2 separate regions of the Homo sapiens genome follow, and region 2 is linked to region 1. A link is an interaction called in ENCODE POLR2A ChIA-PET data of the cell type or tissue named here. Cell type or tissue: MCF 10A. All regions are shown on one strand. Links, peaks and the distances in the headings refer to the core of each region. The heading gives the core; the rest is flanking DNA.

The links. Peaks named below come from ENCODE experiments on the same cell type or tissue, not always from the same donor. Only the 100,000 strongest peaks of a DNase experiment are listed, where the experiment ranks them.
Region 2: POLR2A ChIA-PET joins it to region 1 with 44 read pairs; 18 of 35 experiments call an interaction of 5 or more read pairs at or near these places.

The regions. Positions count from the first base shown.
Region 1 is chr14:61,464,216-61,475,323 of GRCh38, reverse strand. All of the region lies in intron 9 of PRKCH (protein kinase C eta), which reads right to left. Among named protein-coding and RNA genes, the nearest start is that of PRKCH-AS2, 76 kb to the left of the region's middle. RefSeq lists an enhancer at 8,324-9,240. In MCF 10A, for the core only: a CTCF peak has its summit at 4,655; a DNase peak (open chromatin) is centred at 4,633.
Region 2 is chr14:61,519,940-61,531,047 of GRCh38, reverse strand. It overlaps PRKCH (protein kinase C eta), which reads right to left. Exons shown (of 14, transcript NM_006255.5): 11 at 1,835-1,973; 12 at 453-641. Among named protein-coding and RNA genes, the nearest start is that of PRKCH-AS2, 20 kb to the left of the region's middle. RefSeq lists an enhancer at 5,531-5,680. In MCF 10A, for the core only: no CTCF peak of the experiment used is centred there; DNase peaks (open chromatin) are centred at 4,437, 5,447 and 6,317.

The sequences.
Region 1 (11,108 bases), core at 3,582-6,081:
TCTACTTTTTAAAAAAGGTTTAGCAACTTAACAAAAGCATCCACAATAGGATTTCTTCAAGTCATTATTTCACATAGTGAAATTCTCTTTATAAAGCTTTTGGTTTAAGCATCAAATAGGATATTTATGGACTTAGTTTGTATAGGGCTTGTAGGATAAAGAGTAAAAATACCATTTCATTTATTTAGATCATTTTTCATGATGGAGATCCCTAAACTGTGTAAACTTTTAAGACAACCACAATTTCATTTCTCCCTCTGATCTATGTATGAATTCGACACTTATGCCATGTGGGAAGATATTTTGGGTTATAGTTGATTAGACACTTTGCCCAGTTAGAGAAGTAGAGACTATGGCCAAGAATATGCCATATCTGCCTCAAGGTGATGCCTGGGAATCTACTGGCTGAGAATTCATTTCCTCTCCCCCTGTCTGCAGTGCTGATGCACGGGCCGAAGTTTCTGTGTGGAATGTGCCTTTCACATGCTATTCTGAGTTTGATTCCTCCACTGTAGCCATGACAAACTCTTCTCTGGTCCTCTGGCTGGGGAACAAAATCTGTTCAAGCAAATGACATGCCCACAATTTCTTCCCAAACTATTAAAAAATTTTTTTAAAATTATACTTTAAGTTCTAGGGTACATGTGCACAACGTGCAGGTTTGTTACATAGGTATATATGTGCCATGTTGGTTTGCTGTACCCATCAACTCGTCATTTACATTAGGTATTTCTCCTAATGCTATCCCTCCCCCAGCCCCCCATCCCCTGCCAGGCCCCAGTGTGTGATGTTTCCCACCCTGTGTCCATGTGTTCAACTCCCACCTATGAGTGAGAACATGCAGTGTTCCCAAACCATTTTTGCAATCTGGGTTACATATTGATCTCCACTGTCAATTAAGGAAGAAAGTTGCAGACCTTACTCTAAAGGTATGGAGGCTAAATTAAAAGAGGTGGAGCTCTAACAGGAAGGGGAACAGTCATCAGAAACAGCTTAAAAGGTTTATATGGGAGAAAGCACATTGTGTTAACTTTGAAGGCAAGCTTCAGTTGGCTAAGTGGAGTTCAGACAGGTTCTTAAAACCCCAAAAATGAGCAGATCCTAAGATGGTGACACCAAGAACCTCATGCCGTATCCAATAGAACTCTGAGTCTGTTAGTGAACTGACTTCATCTCAGCACTTGATTTATCCTACTATGAAACCACTTCCTTCTGATTCTTCTTCTTTTTTCCACTCAACCTTAACCCTTACTTAGAATTCCTTCTTCAAGTCTCCTCTCTTCTCTCTCTATAAACATCTACTAAAAGATTTTTGATTTTTTTTTTTTTTAAGACAGAGTCTCGCTCTGTTGCCCAGGCTGGAGTGCAATGGCGTGATCTTGGTTCACTGCAACCTTTGCCTCCCGGGTGCAAGCGATTCTCCCTGCCTCAACCTCCTGAGTAGCTGGGATTACAGGTGCGTGCCACCATGCCCGGCTAATTTTTGTATTTTTAGTAGAGACAGGGTTTTGCCATGTTGGCCAGGCTGGTCTCGAACTCCTGACCTCAGGTGATCCACTCACCTTGGCCTCCCAAAGTGCTGGGATTACAGGTGTGAGCCACTGCACCTGGCCTGAAAGATTTTATATTATAGTTTCCACTTACCAAGAGGACATGGATGACACCAAACTGATCTCCCATCTCAAGTGTGTTTCTGACAAACAAGCATCTTACCACTGAATTTCCCCCAAACCGAACTCATGCTATTCCATTCTCTTTAGGCTTCCAAATGGCCAGAGCCCTGGCCATTCCCACTTAAAAAGTCCTATCATGTCTACTTCTTTAGTGTTTCCTTGACTCCACTCCCATGATTGCTGCCTTGGGGCAGGCAAGTTCCCAGATCACGGGCCCAGCATCCTCACCAGATCTGCTGCCATTAGCCTCCCTCTGTACATAGCAGCCAGAGAGAGCCTTCTAACATGCAAATCTTATGTTACTCCCTCACTTAAAGATTTTGCTGGCTCCTTTTACCTAAACAGTTTAGTCTAAGCTCCTCAGCAAAGGACATCAGACCCATTATGACTTTGCTTCTTCATCACCACCCCCCTACCCCCGCCGCCAACCACCACCATTTCCCTTCTTACAAATCTGCCTCATCTAGTCATTTGGGGTTTCCTGGGCACATCCTGCAATTTTAAGCCTCTGTGCCTTTGCACTGCTGTTACCTCTGTCTGGGAGTCTATGCCCTCCTCTTGTGACTATAAGATCCCTATTCATCTTCAAAACACAGCTCACACAGCCCCTCCTCTGGGAAGTCCTTCCAACCTCCACGAGGATCAATCATGACTTTCTTCTCTCCATCACATGGTGTTATCATGACCTTTGACTGTAAGCAATTAAAAGGCAGGTCCACATTTTGTTCTTGTGTCTTCATCCCTGGCACATAATGCATGCTCCATAAACATTTACAGAATTGAATTTAAAATGCAAGATAAGTACACTAATACCATTCATTATATTACAGAAACAGGTAATGTCTCTTTTGGCTAGGGTCTACTTTCAATATTTAGAGACTATTCAGCCTTAAGATAGCATTTAAGGTTCTACTTTTTGTTTTGTTGTTTTTTTTGTGTGTGGGTTTTTAAAAAATTGAGACAGGAGTCTCACTTTGTCATCCAGGCTGGAATGCAGTGGTGCAGTCCCAGTTCGCTAATGCAGCCTCAACCTCCCGGGCTCAAGCAATCCTCTGGTAAGGTATCCACATTTCAAGTTGAAATGGCATTTCCATGTATGGGAAACAAAAGAAAAAAAGCCAGCAAGTGGCTCTCCCTCAAAGCCCAATCATATTGCTATCAGCACGTTTTCCCATGCTGGTTGGGAAACATTTTGCAAAACTCTGATTATCTGTTTGTACAATCCAACCACATGTACCACACACAGGATGGGAATCTGACTCACAAAGTTCAGGTTTGGGAGGATGCTTTTCATAAAATGCCACTGACTCAATGCCTTGCTGGTAAAGTGAAAGTGTAATTATTAAATGCTAAAACAAGACAAGCTGCAGTATTTGTACTGCTTGCTTTTTAAAAATAACCCATTTTAGATATATGCTCAGTCAGCTAATCTTTTGCTCCCTGGATGCCCCCAGGCTCTGATAATAATGCCTTATCGAGCAGCAGGCTTCACTGTTGAGAGCTGCCAGCAGCATGCCAGCCCTCACTCACATTAAACAGACGCTGCACGCTTCCGCTGTCTCCCCCGAGCTCAGGGGCTCCATCCCTAACAATGCCACTGTCAGTGCAGGCACCAACAGCTGTAATGAGCCCCCAACAGGAACTTTGCCTTTCTACAAACTCAGAAAAAAAATAACGCTTATATTTTCATAAAGAAGGTCTGACACATTTGGCTTTGGCTTCTATAAAAAGAAAAGTGATCGTCTAACCCATTTGACTTTTCATACCAAAGACAATCACCTGACAGTCATGTAAGGGAGCCAGGGGAGATTCTTCCCCCCTGGGAACCAATGTCTGGCGATATGTTTGGTTGTTATAACTGGAGAGGTGCTGCTGGTATTTTGGGATGCTGCTAAACATCCACAATGAACAGGACAGCCCCCACCCCCAACAAAGTAGGCAAATGGCACTGCATTATGCAAATCAGTGATTTTTTTTTTAATTGTAAAGGATGAAAGCTTACCAGCCACTAGATTATTAAAACAACCTGACCTGTTGGTGAGGGTCAAGAAGGTGACGGCAAAGTTCTGAGCAATGTGGAAGGGTACTTTTTTTTTTTAAGTCACTTACAACTGGTGATAAAGATCATTTTTTTTAGCCCGGTAAAGCAGACAGCTCTGAGTGGCGATGATGGCTAACTGGGCATGGTGTTTTAATTGCGATTGGCCAGAGATGTGTCCTGAAGCCCAAATAAGAGGCACAAATCAAGTGAATGAGCAGATCCTGTATCTATGAGCTTCCAGAAGAGAAAACAGAAACCAGTCTTACCACTGAATGTCCCCAAAACTGAACTCATGCCATTCCATTCTCTCCAGGCTTCAAACCGGCCAGAACCCTGGCCACTCCTCTTTAAAAAGTCCTATCAGGTGTACCTCCTTAGTGTTTCCTTGACCCCACTCCCATGATTGCTGCCTTGGGGCAGGCAGGTCCATGGGCCACTGGCCCTCACCAGATCTGCTGCTATTAGCCTCCTTCTATAGACAGCAGACAGAGAGGAGCTATGACATATTTGTTCCCTATTTTTCTTGATTGTGTCCAACTCATCTTGAACTGCCTTTCACCACTGGTAGATATGATTGTAGAAGGTCTGGGCTGGCTGCAGGGATAGGTTAGTTTCCACTTCGCATGCCCTCAGAGAAAACCGTGGAGTCTGTGGCTCGGTGGTCCCTGGGGAGTGAGGAGCCAGAAGAACAAGGAAGCTGACTGACAAACACATCCCAGGATTCACTGCACAGCGACGGAAAAACGTGTATGGAGAGGAGGGAAGAATTTGGCTAGCAGGGATCTCCTCTTTTGTTTTGGTTGGGAGTTATATATTACATCATTTTAATGTTTAGAACGTCATATACCACAAGAATGGAATTAAGAGATTCTGGGAAGAGTTCCAGGACTCCCATTTGTAACACCTAAGCCATAAGTCATTCAAGACCAGAAGTGGGCAGGAGTGAGCTAAAAAATACAGGCTCTTTTGCTATAACTAAGAATTGGAAGCCTCCCACAGAAAGGAAACAGGAACTCCCTGGGTGGCCCCAAAGAAAAGACAGGGCATGCCAAAGCCCTCCAGCAAAAAAGGGGAGGGTCTGCTGGCGAGCCTGAGCCAAACTATTAGCTTACGGGGAAGGAAGGAAAAAGAACCTTGTAAAGAAAGAGTCAGTCGCTCTTGATAGCACATGGGTTAATACAGGGATGGAGACGGGAGGTAGACAGGGCGTCCTCACAGCCTGATGCAGGGGCTGCCAGTGAACAGACTAGTCTTGCCAGCGGGATGAGAAAGATCGTGCAAGTGGCAACGGGAGCAAATGCAGCCTACTGGGGCTGCTACTCTTGCCATTCTGCCTCTTGCTTTAAACCTCCCAACCCCTATAATAGTGACCCAGAACCCACCACTAACCAGAGACAGTACCAAGGACCAAGGACTCGAGCTACGCCTCCCCCCAGTAATCTCACTGCATCCTACAAAAAATATAACGGAGCACTTGATATGCAAATGCAGCTTCAGACAAGCCCCCCAGACTCTTCAAGCAGATGACGGCTCTGAGCCTGTCTGAAAGGAAAATCCAGGAATTGCCACAGGGAGCAGCTGCCATGGAGGGTCACCAGCTGAGACTATAAGATGAACAATCTGTTCATGAGCTTCAGGCTTATAAGCTTCCCAAAGAATGTCAGTTTCATGAGGGCAGGGACTCTTTTCTGTTTTGCTCACTGCTGCGTCCTCAAGGCTTGAAGGCGAGCCCTATGCCTTGCAAGCACTCAGTGCATATCTGCTGAATGAATGAACACCTTCCCCCCTAACCTGCCAGTGCACAACTCTCTACACGACGAGTCTGCTAACTTTATGTTGACATGGCTGTTTCTGCTCATGAGATGCTGTGGATAATTCCGGACCTAGAAGAGATGGATGCAGCTGGGTTCTCAGCAGAGATTAAGTAATTAAGGAAAACCCAAGTTATTTAAAAACTAGAACATATTACAGGGTATGATTTTGATCCAAAGCAGTCAGGTTTTTAGACTGTATGATTTTGTCTTCAGGGTGGGGTGGCAGCCCCTTGGCAGCCGCTTCAGGTCCTACCTGGCAGTCCCAGCTCATCACAGCAGGACTCAACCCAGCTTCCTAGGGAACCATCTGCAGCCCACACCCGAGGGGCTGCTTAAAGCAATCAGTTGGCTTTAGTCTCACAGCCAATCAGGTTGTACTTCTGAGCACAGACTGGCACATACTTAAGAGTTTCCCCTAGAACCCAATGTTCATTTTCAACTACCTTTCCTTTTGTAGCATAAGGACTATATTTACTACATGCTATCTACTGTACACTTTTCTTCCATGTGTATTGGTCTTCTCTTCCTAATTAGAATGAGTTTTTAAAAAACTGTTTCTAGCCAGGCACGGTGGCTCATGCCTGTAATCCTAATACTTTGGGAGGCCAAGGCAGTAGGATTGCTTGAGGTCAGGAGTTCAAGACCAGTGTGGGCAACATAGCAAGACCTCCAACTCTGCAAAAAATGAAAACAAATAAAAGAACTGTTTCTTTTGCCTAGCATTCAGTCAGTGGGATCCTGGATTGACTGATTTTTCACTAAACCACCTGGCAGAACACCCATCTCATTTTCACCTTTTGAGCAGTCCTGGCACTTGGTGTTTCAATACAGGGCCCTACTGAAGCCAGAGTATCTATAACTTGGCAGGCTTTAAGGGTTCCAAGTTGGGTCCAGGAAAACCATAACCAAGCAATCATCACCCCAAAAGCTTTCAGTCATCATGAGACACAGGGGCAAAGTGTGACCTGGGTTGTGTTCTGGTTACATCAAAGATTTAAATTATACTATCTTAGCAGACATGGAGGTGGCGGTCTACTCAGTCTCTAGGTTGTCAGTGATAATGATGGCTACCAAAAACAAGACCAGTTACAACAGAACAACCTCAAACTGAAAAAAACAGGCCAACTATTTCAAATCCTTTTGTCACACCAAATATCTTGGCAGTCGCGTCCAAAGAGACAGAGCCAAAGACACAGCTTGAACTTCAGGTTCTCTTATTCCTATTCATTTTTGTGGCCCTATTTAGCTACAGAAGGTCAGAAAGCCTGGTAGCCGGAGAGGACAGAAGCAAAGGTCCCAAATAATCCCCCAAAAATCCAGATCCTGGAGAAGGCCTATGCACATTTTGTCTTCAGAGAATCTTCAGCAGAGAAGGAGGCGGGTCCAACATATGTTGGCCCCAAAGTCAGATCCTGTCTTACTATGGAAATAAATCCACAATTAATAACCTAAAAAAAAGATGGAACACTATGAATAAGGTAGGAACATGCAGAGACAGGAAACACCATGTTCTGGCTCATTTTCTATTTTGATCTGAGCCAAAGGCAAACTGCAACAAATGACCCGCAGCAAACCAGATTGTATTTGTAGCAGCCACTGCTCAGGGAAAGGGGGAAACCTGGTTCCAAACAGATCAGAGGAAATATCCTTAGGTATTTCCCAAAAGGCCAAAAACCACCTATTGTGGAAAACTGCCTCTATTCCCGTCTAATGACAGTATTCTCAGTTGTACATATTAGAGACTCAAAACTTCTATTTGTGATATAATGGAAATGGCTTGTATATTATTTGGCAGGACAGTCAGGTCAGGAATCCATGCACTGACTCTGGCTTACTGTGTGATCTGGGGCAAGTTGTTTAATTTCTCTGGATCTCAGTTTCTAGGCCTTTAAAATGAGGATGATACTCTTCCCTGGATGCTTTGGGTATTAAATGAGATATTTTGTTCAATGGATATTTACGGAATGCCAATGTGCAGTTTAGTTTCATAGACATTGGTAATGAATATGAGCACCTAGGACATATGCTAGGGTCTCATGAACTGCCCTTTCCTTCTTCGCTCATCCCCTCCTGCAAAGTGGGCACCATTCAGTCCCCAGGAATCAACCAACTACCCCAAGGCATGAACAGAGGCTTCTTCAGAATTCCCATGCCTGTAAAGGGGAAAGTCTCCCAGCCTTTCGGCTATACTTCCCCTTCTCCTTGTCTAACCCTCTGTCACAGGGCCTCTTCCCCTTGCGCTGGGTGTCACAGCAACACAGAGCACAAGCAGTAATGCCACTGTAGGGTCTGAGCATGCCTTCTCCTCCCCACATCCAGCGGCTGGCAGGGGCTCAGCCAAATGCTCAGTGAGGCCTCAGGAAGGGAAAGGGGAGCTGGAGGCGCTGGGAAGCATCAGAGCTGGACAGGGCAGGCTGCAGCCCCGCTACGACCCCACATGTTGAAGCCAGCTGGAGGGGCACTCCCTAAAGGTACGTTGGCCAACAGGTCCAGAAGTAAGGAACACACATTTAGGTGGAGAGGCTTATCTCAAAATAAAAGGCAGGGGAACTTCTTAAAGACAAGTGGGCCAGCTAAGCCAGAATTAGAACTCAGAGCTCTTGTGCTGAAGGTCACAGTGCAGTTCCCTGCCTGGGAAAATTCTGAAAGATGAATTCCAGGGCCACATGACTACCTTGCTGCCTGGCTGCTCTCTGCCTCTCCCACTTCTTCGCTAATATTTAATACAACAACAATGGAGAAAGTAATACAAAGGAAAGAATGTTCCTTTGCACTCAAGCTGCAGGTACACTGAGCACACGTGAGATCATTTTGTGCCAGCATGTATGCAGCGATGGCATTTATTTCACAAGATTCCAAGATATTCTGACCTTCAAAAACCAGGATTTCAACTTTGTTGGCCATTTGAGAAGTGGTTTCTTACGGAAAGCTATGGTCCTGCCAGGAACTCCATCCTTGCAGGCTGACATCGTAAAGACGCCCCAGCAGGCAGAGGAGCGGGAGGAGGCAAAAGCGACCGGCATCGGAGCGTCCTGTGGCCCACCTGAAAGCGGTGGATCCTAAACTCAAACTTAAGGCATTCCCAAAACAATGAGGAGTACTTCGCTCAGCCCTCTCACCCAGTCCCAGGGCCTGCTAGTGAGAGGCTGTTTCGGGCACTGGCCACAAGTGTCTTCTGTTTTCCAAATGGAAACCTTTGCTTCCATAAACTGGGTCTCCGAACAAAGCCTCAGACCAATATTTACTTTGCTGCTCCCCCTTCCTGTGATAGCCCCCCTCCATCCCTCACCCCCTAGTCTTTGTTCCTCTCTCTCCAGGAGGAGAACCGAAGGGGAGGCCCCTGCGAGCCGGGGATGGGGGATGGGAGGCCTGGATTCCAGCACATCCATGCCAGGGACTCAGCTGCTGACACAACCCTCACTGATTCAGATAAAAGGAGTGTGATGTGAATTTCGCCATAAATGAGTCAGGGAGACAGCATGTACTAGGCCGTATCCCAGGTTCTGAGAGACCAGGGGTCTGGTCCCTGACTTAATAATGGCTTATTCCTCCTACCCCCATTGTTGAAGAAATGTAATCCTATTACCAAATTTGGTAAATAGGAAAAAAATCCTTCATAATTCCACTACCTTAATCCAGTCCCTGATAGCTTACTGGCATAATTTCCTGGCAGTCTTTTTTGAGGCTGGGGAGGGGAACGGGTCTGCCAATTCACTATCTTGGGCAGAACCTGACTTGGATACAGACTGTTCATCATCATAACCTCTGTATTATTTCCTGGATTCTAACCTCCTATTTTTACCATTTTCTGTGATAGATTTTAGGCAAATGACTTAACTGCTCAGTGTCTCACTTTTCCATTTGACATAATGAGGATAATAATTGCACCTATCTTATAAGGCTGTTATAGGAATCACGTGCAATAAACAATACATGTTAGGTGCTTACGACGGTACCTGACAATTTAACTACGTAACATAAAATTATCTCTTGACTGGCTGAAAATTCTCATCAAATAGTATATTATTGAAGTGTACCCCCATTGCTAAATGCTGAAGTTGTTTCTAATATTTTCCTACTATAAATAATGCACGACATCAAAGCAATCTTGACCAAAAAGAACAAAGCTGGAGGCATTATACTACCTGATTTCAAAATCTACTACAAAGCTACAGTAATCAAAACATTATGGTACTGGCATAAAAACAGATATATAGACCAATGGGACAGAATACAGAGCTCAGAAATAAATCCACACCTTTACAATCAATTAATTATCAACAAAGATCCCAAGGACACACAACAAAGAAAGGACTGTCCCTTCAATAAATGGTGTTGAAAAAACTGGATATCTACATGCAGAAGAATAAAAACAGACCCTCATCTCACGTCACATAAAAAAATCACTGAAAAATGGACTAAAGACTTAAATGTAAGACCTAAAACTGTAAAATTACCAAATGATGACTTAGGGGAAGAAATCTGTGACACAGGCATAGGCAATGGCTTTTTAAAATATGACCGTAAAAGCACAGGCAACAAAAGCAAAAATAGACAAATGGAACTATATCAAACTAAAAAGCTTCTGCAAAGTTTCTGCAATCAACAGAGTGAAGAGACAACCTGTGGAATGGGAGAAAATATTTGTAAAACACATATCTGGATAAGGAGTTAATATCCAAATACAGAGGAAACTCAAACAACTTAATAGTAAGAAACAACCCAATTTTAAAATGGTTAATGGACCTGAATAGACATTTCTCAAAAGAAGACATACAAATGGCCAACAGGTGGTGGGAATGTAAATTAGTTCAACCATTGTGGAAAACCATGTGGCGACTCCTCAAGGATCTAGAACCAGAAATACCATTTGACCCAGCAATCCCATTACTGGGTATATACCCAAAGGATTAATAAATCATTCTACTATAAAGACACATGCACATGTATGTTTATTGCAGCACTATTTACAATACCAAAGACTTGGAACCAACACAAATGCCCATCAATGACAGACTGGATAAAGAAAATGTAGCACATATACACCATGGAATACTATGCAGCCATAAAAAAGAATGAGCTCATGTCCTTTGCAGGGACATGGATGAAGCTGGAAACCATCATTCTCAGCAAACTAACACAGGAACAGAAAATCAAACACCACATGTTCTCACTCATAAGTTGAACAATGAGAACACAGGGAGGGGAACATCACATGCCAGAGCCTGTTGGGTGGGAGGGCAAGGGCAAGGAGAGCATTAGGACAAATACCTAATGCATTCGGGGCTTAAAACCTGGATGACCAGTTGATAGGTGCAGCAGACCACCATGGCACATGTACACCTATGTAACAAACCTGCAAGTTCAGCACATGTATCCCAGAACTTAAAGTAAAAATAAATGAAAAGTAAAAAAAAAAACAAAACAAAACCACACACACAAATGGCCAACAGGTATAGAAAAAATGCTCAATATCACTAATCATTGGGGATATGCAGATTAAAACCACAATGAGATATTATGTCATACCTGTCAGAACAGCTATTATTGAAAAGATGAAAAATAACAGGTGTTGAAGAG
Region 2 (11,108 bases), core at 3,979-6,478, 55 kb before region 1:
TCCTTCTCCTCTCCCAGCCCTAAGAGAAAGACCCGACCGCTTCATCCTGCAACTTGAAGATGCCAACAGAAACACAATTGATATAATAACAGGCTGGGAATGGCATTTACTTGACCCAAAACTCTGGTGTGGCCTGACTGTATGAAGGGGAAACATCACCTGCCCTCAACTAAAGTTACGAAGTGCTAGAAATACTTGCTATTTGGCAAACAAAGTTATCAAGGGCTATTGAAATTGACCCCAAAATAACTACTGCATAAGAGAGGGTCTATTGCATAAGAGAGGGTAACAGCCTGACAGAACTCTGGTTCTTTGATTCTTTAGATTAGAACAATACAAATTTTAGTTAGAGCTAGTGGTTTACTGGTGGGAAGTACTGAAAAGACTCAAGCAGCACATGAAACAAGCTGGTTTGCAATACATCAGAAGCTAGCTGGGTAAGCCAAACTTACAGATTTTAGGATCCCTGTGGCATCTTCATGGAGCCAGGTAGGGTAGACCACCTCATCATTCAGTATGGCCTCAAAGAGGTCATCTTCGTTCTCTGCCTCAAAAGGCGCGTGACCACAGAGCATCTCATAGAGCAACACGCCCATTGCCCACCAGTCTACTGCAGGCCCGTACAGCATTTCCTGGAGGATCTGTGCAAAGGGGGCAGCGTGAGAAGGTGGTTCATACATCAGATTAACAAATGTGTTCTTCATAACTAGGGAAATTGATGCATTAGGAAATATCAAAGTTTTTTTAAAAAAGTCTCCTGTGCTAGCAAGCGTATTTCATTCCATTTCTACAGAGTGGTCTGTTTTCCCTGTGGTCAACTCAGAGGTGCCTTCTCATCTAGGTGAGCAAATATTTATGGCCTGATTGGGCCACTGTGATGGGCTCGTGCAGATCCCAAACAGAAAGGGTTCTGGAAATATATCAGTCTGGAAAAAAAAGGGGACTGGGTTCACTCACTCATACGGGAAGGATTCAAGGATTCAAGAGCCTTTCTTTAGTTCTGCTAAATGACGCTGAAATTAAATCACTAAGTAGAGACAAAAAGGAAAATAAATAGCCATGAATGGCGTACACTTTGTCTTCATTTAGGGCTAAAGCCCAAAGCAACTGCAAAGTTTACATATATATATATATTTTTTTTTATTATACTTTAAGTTTTAGGGTACATGCGCACATTGTGCAGGTTAGTTACATATGTATACATGTGCCATGCTGGTGCGCTGCACCCACTAACTCGTCATCTAGCATTAGGTATATCTCCCAATGCTATCCCTCCCCCCTCCCCCCACCCCACCACAGTCCCCAGAGTGTGATATTCCCCTTCCTGTGTCCATGTGATCTCATCGTTCAATTCCCACCTATGAGTGAGAATATGCGGTGTTTGGTTTTTTGTTCTTGCGATAGTTTACTGAGAATGATGATTTCCAATTTCATCCATGTCCCTACAAAGGACATGAACTCACCATTTTTCATGGCTGCATAGTATTCCATGGTGTATATGTGCCACATTTTCTTAATCCAGTCTATCATTGTTGGACATTTGGGTTGGTTCCAAGTCTTTGCTATTGTGAATAATGCCGCAATAAACATACGTGTGCATGTGTCTTTATAGCAGCATGATTTTCTTTTTTAACTCAAATTCTTATTAGAGGGACTTAGGCCATTTTCAGCCATCATTCACCCAATGAGCCATAAATGAGTCTAGAGGTGTCGGCTCTAGACACCTTTCAATGCTGCCTCCAAAGCTGCAGTGCATAAAAGCAGCCAGTGGCATTTCTGGTCAGAGTTACTGGAGAGCTCAGATTTCAGAGCTGCATCAAGCAGCTGCACTCACCTCTGGAGCGATATAGTCTGGCGTGCCACAGAATGTGGCCGTGGTGACACCATTGCAAATCCCCTCCTTGCACATTCCGAAGTCTGCCAGTTTACAGTGACCCTCGTGGTCCAACAGGACATTGTCCAGTTTCAGATCTCTGAAAGATACAAAGAGCAGCACGAGATAGGGCAGCCAGACCCCAAACCATCCACCTCTCAGAATGGGCACACACACACACACACACACACACACACACACGTGCGGCCACATGCGGCCGCATGAGCTTCCTGTACACACGTCAAAAGGAACAAACTTCTCTGTGCTATCTGGATGACACATTTAGATCAAGTCTCAGAACTTGCCTCATGGCTCCAAGATGATGCGCCCATTAAGAATGGGCTGACCACAGGAAAATGTAGGCTGTCCTGTAAAAACGGAGGGCAGAATGTGGCTTTTCTAGGCTTTCCACTTACCTCATACTCAGCCTATACCCCATCCTCCACTCTAGCACCCATCTCTACCCATCGGAGTCAGAATGAACACCCATAGGGGAGGTGGCCACTGTGTGCCCGGGGTGGTGACAGGCACTAGGAGTACAGCTGATCTTCATCTGCAAGGAACTCACAGTGTAATGGGAGACAAATATTTGCTAGGCTAGAAGCTCCATGACGGCGGGGATTGTGTTTATGCGGTTCACCATTATGCCTGGCGCCATTATGCCTGGCATAATGTACTTAAGAAATACTTGTCGGCTGGGTGCCTGTAATCCCAACACTTTGGGAGGCTGAGGCAGGCAGATTGCTTGAGTTCAGGAGTTTGAAACTAGCCTGGACAACATGGGCAACATCCCAACCTACGAAAAATACAAAAATTAGTTGGGCATGGTGGCATGCACCTGTAGTCCCACATACTTGGGAGGCTGAGGTGGGAGGATTACTTGAGCCCAGGAGGTTGAGGCTGCAGTGAGCTGAGAGTGCATCACTGAACTCCAGCCTGGGCGACAGGGTGAGACCCTGTCTCTAAAATGAAAAGAGAAGAAAGAAATACTTTGTGTGTGTGTGTGTGTGTGTGTGTGTGTGTAAAACAAATAGATATATATTTCATATACAGACAGACACACACACACACATGGACAGGATAGACCAGGAGGGGTGGGGAGGGGGAACACACCAATTGCTGTATCATCCTAGTGGCACGATGAAGGTATGAACCAAGTGCTACGAGAGAAACATAAGAGAGAACAATTCCTTCTAGTGGGAGGAGAGAGAGACAGCCTCACAGCAGAAGCAGAAATTGAGCTGGGTCTGATAGCATGAGTCAGAGTCTCCCAGGCAGAGAAGGGGAGTGAGAAGGCCGCCATGGACAGGCGGATGGGGCAGGGACACGGCAGCAAGCCCAGCAGTATGGCTGTGCAGGTGGACTCAGAGAACCCTGGGTATGGTGGAGGAGGCTGAGGGGCGGGCAGCACAGGACAGAGGAGTGCTGGGGCCATGAAAAATCTCAGGGCTACAGAGGAAAGTTAAGTCCTTCAAACCATGAAGGGTCCTGAATGTCACACGAAGGAATTTTGATTTTTACATATTAGGCAAAAGGAACTCATTGATGCTCCCTCATTAAGGGAGTAACAGATTCCTGGCTGGACAAGAAAAGATCAGTTGGGGGAGGCTGAAACCGTCCAGGGAAGAGATGTTAAGACCTGAACCAGGACAGTGATGAATGGAATGGAAAATAAGGAGTTAGTCAGGGGAAAGGAAGCAGGGCTTCGGTGAAAGCAAAATCAGTAATAAGGCTTGATAATCACTTAGAGATAGACGGATAGAGAGAAGCAGCAGAAATGATGACTTCTGGGTTTGTCTTAAATCCAGTAGGTTTGTGGGGATGTTAATCAGGAAAAGGAAAACCAGAGTGAGAACAGGGTTTGTTTGTGGGTACCCCAGGTGCACAAGAAGCCTAGATTATGGAGACTGGTTGAAAGCATTTCCACCCCTCCTCCAATCCCTAAGAGCAAATTCATGTGGAAGGAAGTGAATATTCAGCAGCAGGATTGTTTGGTAAAGAGTCCTCAAGGTCGGCAGGAACATGGCCATGTACTGATAAAGCTGTCTGTAAATAAAAGGCAGTGCTCTCTTAAAAAAACCCGCTTCCCAGCACAAGCACCTGGTTGTCCTGTTGCCACCCATACCCCAGGGCACTGTTACAGAGGGAGGGTGGCATTGCTAGCCTCACAGGCACAGTCTAGACTGGACAGAGCAACAGCTTGGCCTTTTGGGTGAGACATTTACACTTTGGTTTTTAAAGGAACAATATGCTCAGAGGCAACCCACATAGGCTGATCAGTGACAAGGAGGCTGCAGGTCACGGGGGGGATGCTAGGTGGCCTGGAGCTTTGTGGTTAACTGCCATTGTGGGAGGCTGCCATGGCCTTGGGCCGCCTGGAGCCCCCCTCGCTGTGGCGTCTCCTCAGTGGCTGCAGCTGACTGCTCTTTCTGGAGTGCCATATTCACTGTGGGTTGTGTCAGGGCACTCGAGGTTCTATTTTCTTGCCTCAGTGTGAGAATCAAGGTCTGTTGGCCTGCATGGCCCAAGGCAAAAGGTTGGTCTCTGTCCAGCCTGGATCACGTTGCTGGCTTGGAGGAGGTAGGTGATGACAGAACTGGCATGACTGGTTTCCACACGCTGTCCTGTGAGTTGATACAGCCTGGCCATACAGGTCTTACAGAAAATGGCCACTAGAAAATGCCCAGGAATGGAAACCAAGTCTGGTATTCCAGGAATCCCCAATAAGTGTGGTTAAAGCAGCAAAGCTTTCATGGCACAGATCAATGGAACATAGAACAGACTTCTCTGCTCTTAGTAGCAGCCTCCCCGGGTGTCAGGGGCATAAGGCAAAGGCATGCTGAGTACCTGTGCACCCACTTCAGCGAAGCAAGCTTTCTGTGTCTCTAACCCAAACCCAGTCCTGGCTCCAAATCAGCCCTTCTCCACGCAGAATCCCATGTCCCATATAAGTGACTGTTTTCAGTGGGCTGATTTGTGGAAGCTGCTTCCTCCCCTGGCCCCACCACATAAATACAATATGAGCACAGCCAGTTTAACCTACAAAAGGTTGCAATCGTAGCAGCGCAGGACGGGAGCAGGGGTGAGGATGATCGTGGTCCTGCCCAGTGAAGGAGGCCACCACTCTCAGTTCTTCCACAAGTGTTTTCTGACTTGGGAGGCACTATAAGGCCTGGGTGCCTGGCTCCTCTGGGACTGCGGGCACACAGTAGAGAGGCGCCTGGCTGAGGTTAGACACACTAGTCTGCAGCCCCAGGAGAGAGCACGGCCGGGGGGACAAAGCCCATGAGCCCAGCTTTATCGACACTGTGTCCTAGCCTGACAAGCCAGGCCTGTGTGGACCTGAGCCCAGAACACTATCACTCACATTTCCAAACAAGGTCACTGAGTTTCTGAATTTTCCCGAAGCCAGTATGCCTGCTGAAGTCTTGGAAAGGATCTTCTTGGGCAACAGAAACAAGTGCTAACAGAAATCCAAAACGGTCTCAAGCGTTGACCCGCAGTTGCTTAAGAGCTTGTGACTAATGTCCCAGGTAAGAGGTCTGACTGCTTATTACTCAGCTGCTGTCATGGGCAGCAGGAATCGCGCAGGGAGAGAAAGTGCTGGGCCATCAGTTTTGTCAGTCAACTATTACAATCAGCTCTGCATGGGGAAGTCTTGGGACGCAGCTCTCAGAAGACGCAAGTGGGCAAGACAGGGATGTGACTCATCCTGGTCACAGGATGCCCGAGGCCACAAAGGCAGGTTAGACACCTTAATCCTGATTTCAATCTAATTTTAGGCATTCTCAGAACTGTATGAGCTGTAAAGGAAACGCCATGGCTGTTCTCATACCAAGTGCTATTTAATAAGACAGATCGCTCAAACTGGGATCCCAAGAGGGTTCAATTAAGAGCATAATGTAATTCCAGGCTACCAGTGCTGCCCTCAGCCCAAGTATCTCATACCTGCTCTATGAAGTCTGTCCTGATGTCCCCAGACAGTCATAGCAATATCAACTCTGCTCCTAGGGTGCCCAGTTTATACTTCTATGATAGCATACCCCGCACTGTATTCCAGAAGGCTCTGTCTGTGCACCTGTCTTCCTTCTTAGCAGCTCCAGCATGGTCCTGGCAGGAGGTGCTGACCAAAGGGATAAACAGAAGCATTTCAGATGGACCCCAATGGGACTGCCCTGGCCAACTCAGAGCCTATCTTATTTTTAGGGGATGGAAGGACACTCCATAAACTTTGCTCCAAAGTACTTAAACTTATAAAAAGCCACATGTTTTACCCCTTAAAGATAGACTCAAGAGGGAAAAGAAGAAACCTGAAATCAAAATTTAAATTCTTCTCTTTGATGAAGCTGGAGAAAGAAAGTGGTTTTGAAGGGTCAATTATTAAACAACGAGGACCAAGCAGAACACTTATCCTCATGTTGGCTTGCATCCAAACGGAAGAGCAGAACATGGAGAGGGTGACTCAAACAAAGCCAAAGATTATAGAGCCATTTACAGTCATGGTCAGCTTCCACTCTAAAGGGAAATCATGCCTTTATTTTTTTTAAAGCAAAAGAAGTCACCCTAAGCCTCCTGACTTTAGTTTGAAATATGCAGAGGTCAGTTTTTGGCTTAGGAGTACCTCAGCTTCCTATGCCAACATGTAACTCAGCAGCTGAACTTAACAAGGCTACACAATGAAGATTACAAGTTCATACAGGGCAGAGGCTCAAATACTAAAATGCCAAAACCACAGTTACCGGCTTGCCATTCATTAGCTCATTGAGCACCGGTATTTAATAGCTACAGCTTTTGTCATGCAAGCATAGAAGGGTAGAAAGAGTTATTCTATCCTCTGTGCTTGTCTGAAAGCTACATTGTTCTTGCTGGGTAATCAGGGTTACTTAAAATGCCCACAGTAGTTTCAGAGAGAATTCCCAAGTGATTGAAGACAAAGGAGATTCAGAAATTGGATTTATTTTGTTTCCACCATAAGCTATCCTGAGAGTAATAAAACAGATTGACATGAGTCTTACTGCTTAGATCACTAGAGTCAGTTACTCTTCCAAAAGAAATAAAGGAAAGCGAGTTGAGAGCTGGCTCCTTGAACAAGAATGAATCTAGGAGGCTATTTATATGAACTATTTTTAACATATTTTTCAACTTTTATTATGGGAAATTTCAAAACAGACAAAAGTAGGGAGAATGACACAACTCCCATACTGATCACACAGCCTCGGCACCTGCCAATGCACGTCCAAACATGCTCCCTCGCTACATCGACTCCCTCCCTCCCTGATCCATCTTTTATCAGATTATTTTGAAACAAATCCAGGATATGAGCTATTTCATCTATACACATTTTAATATCTGAATCTCAAAGATAATAATTCTTTAATAGAGTACAACTTTGATACCCATTATCATAAAATACACAGTCAATTTATGATTGTCAGCATACTGCCATTTGTCTGTTGCTCATTTGGGGGTGGTGAGTCTGTGGGTCTGTCTAGAAAACCTGGAAAAAAGCTTTTGTGAATAACAAGAATAACAGTGTCTTCAGTGGTTAACATATACTGAATGTTCATCAAATGCTAAGTGCTTTATCTATATTCTTATTTTATCCTCAAAATAACTCTATGAAGTAGGCTCTACCCCAAGATTATATAGCTAGACAGGGGTAAAATCAGGATTCAGATTTACTTCTGCTCACCTCCAAGGCCTGGGCTTGTGACTTACTACACCAGGCCCAATCCCTTCTATGTAGCAGTGTCACCGGCCAATCCCCCGGATAGATTGTTTCCCAAAAGGACTTTAATTGAAACAAGAACCACCTGAGGGAATCAATAAATATTCTAAGATGGCACTATGATAGAGGGATGTTTTATGCATATTACTATGAAATGCATAATCGAAATACTGCAAAGCAAGGTTTTTTTCTTAGCTTGTGCATAGAGTTCAATGGATTTTACAGAGTCCTTGAGGATACAGGCATAGGGGAGTGCACAGCAAATCTCTCAAGTGGTCAAATGTGCAGATCATTTGCTGCCTTCCACTGAGGAGGAGGAACTAGCATGTAGGTAAGTGTGAAAAGGGGGCATCTGCCAAGTGAGTGAATGTGGGTTATGGTCTTAATTTTAGAATAAAACTACTTAGGACTGGCTTGTGTTTTGAGTGCCTGGGTTTATACTTAAAGTTTTTTCAAAGCAAGATGGATTGTATTAAATGGGCAAAAGACTTTTGAAAAGTCACTGAATTAGCAAAAGCATAACATTTGGTTTCATCGTGAGTTAGACAGTAGTGCCATTCATGCATCACCTGACACGAGATATCCATCCCTTCACCCACCCAACCATTCTTTAGTATTGTCCATGAGCCTGGCCATATGCCAGGATGTTGGGATACAATAGTAAGCAAAGGGGGCACCATCTCTACCCACAAGGGGGTTAATGTCTGGTGGGAGAAGCAGACAGATCACCACACAACTAAATTTACAATTATCAACTGTGATGAGTGCAATGAGGAGAAAACATGGGAATAGATCAAGGGATGGCCTGACCTAGCACTGGGGGAAGATTTCCCAGGAAAGTGACATTTGAACTGAGCTGTGAAGATTATTAACCAAGTGAAGAGACAGAAAGAAGGGAAAGTGAGGGTAAGGAGAATTTCAGAAGGAAGGAACAGAGGTGAGGGGGTTCAGTCAAGAAATGAAGACTAGTGTGGTTGGAGTCCTGGGTGGCGAGAGAAGAGAGCATGGAGACAGGAGAGAGCAGGGACCAGATGAGGCAGGGGCCAGTGAGGATTTCAGTCTTTAGCCCAATAAACCATGGAAAACTCTGACTCAGGAGAGGGATGGCATTAGATTTTCGATTTTACAGGACTCCATATCAGAGGAGTTGAGAATGAACATGAGGAGATCATTTGGGAAGCTACTAGAGTATCCAGGAGATAAATGATGGTGGCCTGGTATAGGGAGGGTGGTAAGGTAAAGAGAACTAGATGTGTCAAGAACTACTGGGGGAAAGCAATGGGATTTAGCAATGGAAGGATGTAAAGGATAAAGGGAAGGAGGCATCAGCAGGTTCTGGATCACAGAATTTATTTTGGACAGATTGAGCTACTTTTTTTAGACATACAGGTGGAGATATTTAAGCAGCTGAATACACATGGCTAGATGTCAAAGGGAAGGCTGGTTCGGAGCTATAAATTTGAGAGTCATTACCTGGGTGTGGATGAGTTCACCTCAGGAGAAGGAATGAAATAAGGAGAGAGCCTGGGACTGAGCCTTGGGAAGAGGATCTCCTGAGGCCAAGATCTCTGCTCTTTTTTACACTGAGACTACAAAAACTAGTGACAAATTATACTTAGAGTAGGGTAGCAGAGCTGTGTGCCTAGAGAGTGGGGCCCAAATCTTTTGCCTCCATATGGGCCACCTATAGTCCAGGTAAGCTTTAAAAAGATTAAGGCCGGGCACAGTGGCTTACGCCTGAATCCCAGCCCTTTGGGAGGCCGAAGCGGGAAGATCACTTGAGCCTGGGAGGTCAAGGCTGCAGTGAGCCATGATCACACCATTGCACTCCAGCCTGGGCAACAGAGTGAAACTCTATCTTAAAAAAAAAAAATTAATAAAATAAAATAAAAAGATTAGAAAAACATCAATCTTGTACATTCAGAATCACCCAATGGATTATTTTCAGGTTAAATTCTCAATCTCTGCTATGTGATATGATACTCTTGTGAGTGTAAAATTAAGAATCTTATTTTACAAAGATATTGGTTGCTGCATCATATATAATTTGAAAAAAAGCTAAATTATGTATCAACCGTGGAATGGCTAAATAAATAATGGTATTTCTATGACAGAATCTTATGAAAGCTGCCAAATTTTTATGAAGGACTAAAAATGTAAGGAAATGTTTATAATAGAATTTTTAAATGTTATCTGAAAATGTTTTTTTGATTATAAAAGTAATATTTTCATTATATAAAATTGATCATTCCTGAAAAAGGTATAGAGAAAATGATGATGGGTTCAGTCTTTCAAACTTTTCTTCTCAATGCTACACTAACACAATATTATACAGTAAAATACTTTTCTCAACAATTGTCTTGGACATATTTATATCTCCTATGCCTCTGGCTCATTCTCTATAATGGTTGCATACAATTCCACTGTAAAAATCTACCACAATTTAACCAGTTCCTCTACATAAACATTTGGGTTGTTTTAAATTTTTTGCAACTTCAAACAATGGAGTAATGAACATGATTTGCACACTTGTGGGAGTGTTTATTTAGGATACATTTTTTTAGAAGTAGAAATGCCATATCAAAGGGCATAAATATTTTAAATTTAAACAGATGTAGAGAAACTGTTTTCCAAAAGGGTTGCATCAATTTATATTCCCACCAGTAGCACATGAAAGTGTCAATGTTTTGGCTTCCTTGTTCAGGCTAGATGGAATCATCCTTCTAATTCTTGCCAAACCGCCAGTGAAAAATGAGCTCATTGTTTCAACTTCATTTCTTGACTATTAATGAGATTAAGCTTTAAGAAGAATATATGTTTAATGGCCATTTGAATTTTTTCTTGCCTATTCACATGGTTTAACCATTTAAAAACTTGAGTTGTTTATCTTTTTGATTTTTTTAAGAAGCTCATATTATGGGATAGTAATAATTTTTTATATTGGTTCTATGGGTTGTAAATATTATCGCCTGGTTGAAGTTTTGTTTTGATATAGTCCAGTTATCAATCTTTCCTTCACAGCTTCTGGGTTTCATGACTTACTTATAGGCTCATACAATTCTAAGTGAAAGAACAGGATACAAAATTATATTTTCAATATTCTCTTAATTTGTTACAATTGTGACAGAGAGGGATAAAGAAAAGGAGGAAAGACAGGAGGAAAAAGGAGGAAAGACAGGAGGAAAAAAGGAGATGAGGAAAAACATAAAAGTCTATTTCCAGGTGATATGTTTATGGGTGATTTTTATTTTCTGTTTTGGATTTTCTAAATTTCCTACAGGAATCATGTATTACTTTGTTAACCAGGAAAAAGTCATTAAAATGTGTTTACATATTCTAGCTTTAATCTTTCTTTCTTTTTTTTTTTTTTTTGGTTTCTGTAGTATTTAAGGCCATAATTCCCAAGGAAGATGTGCAGGGAAAAGGACCCATTGGTCAGAGTGCAAAGGATTTCTTTTGGAACCCAGGCTCCAAGGGAATGTTGGAAAAAAACATCCTGTTTGCTTA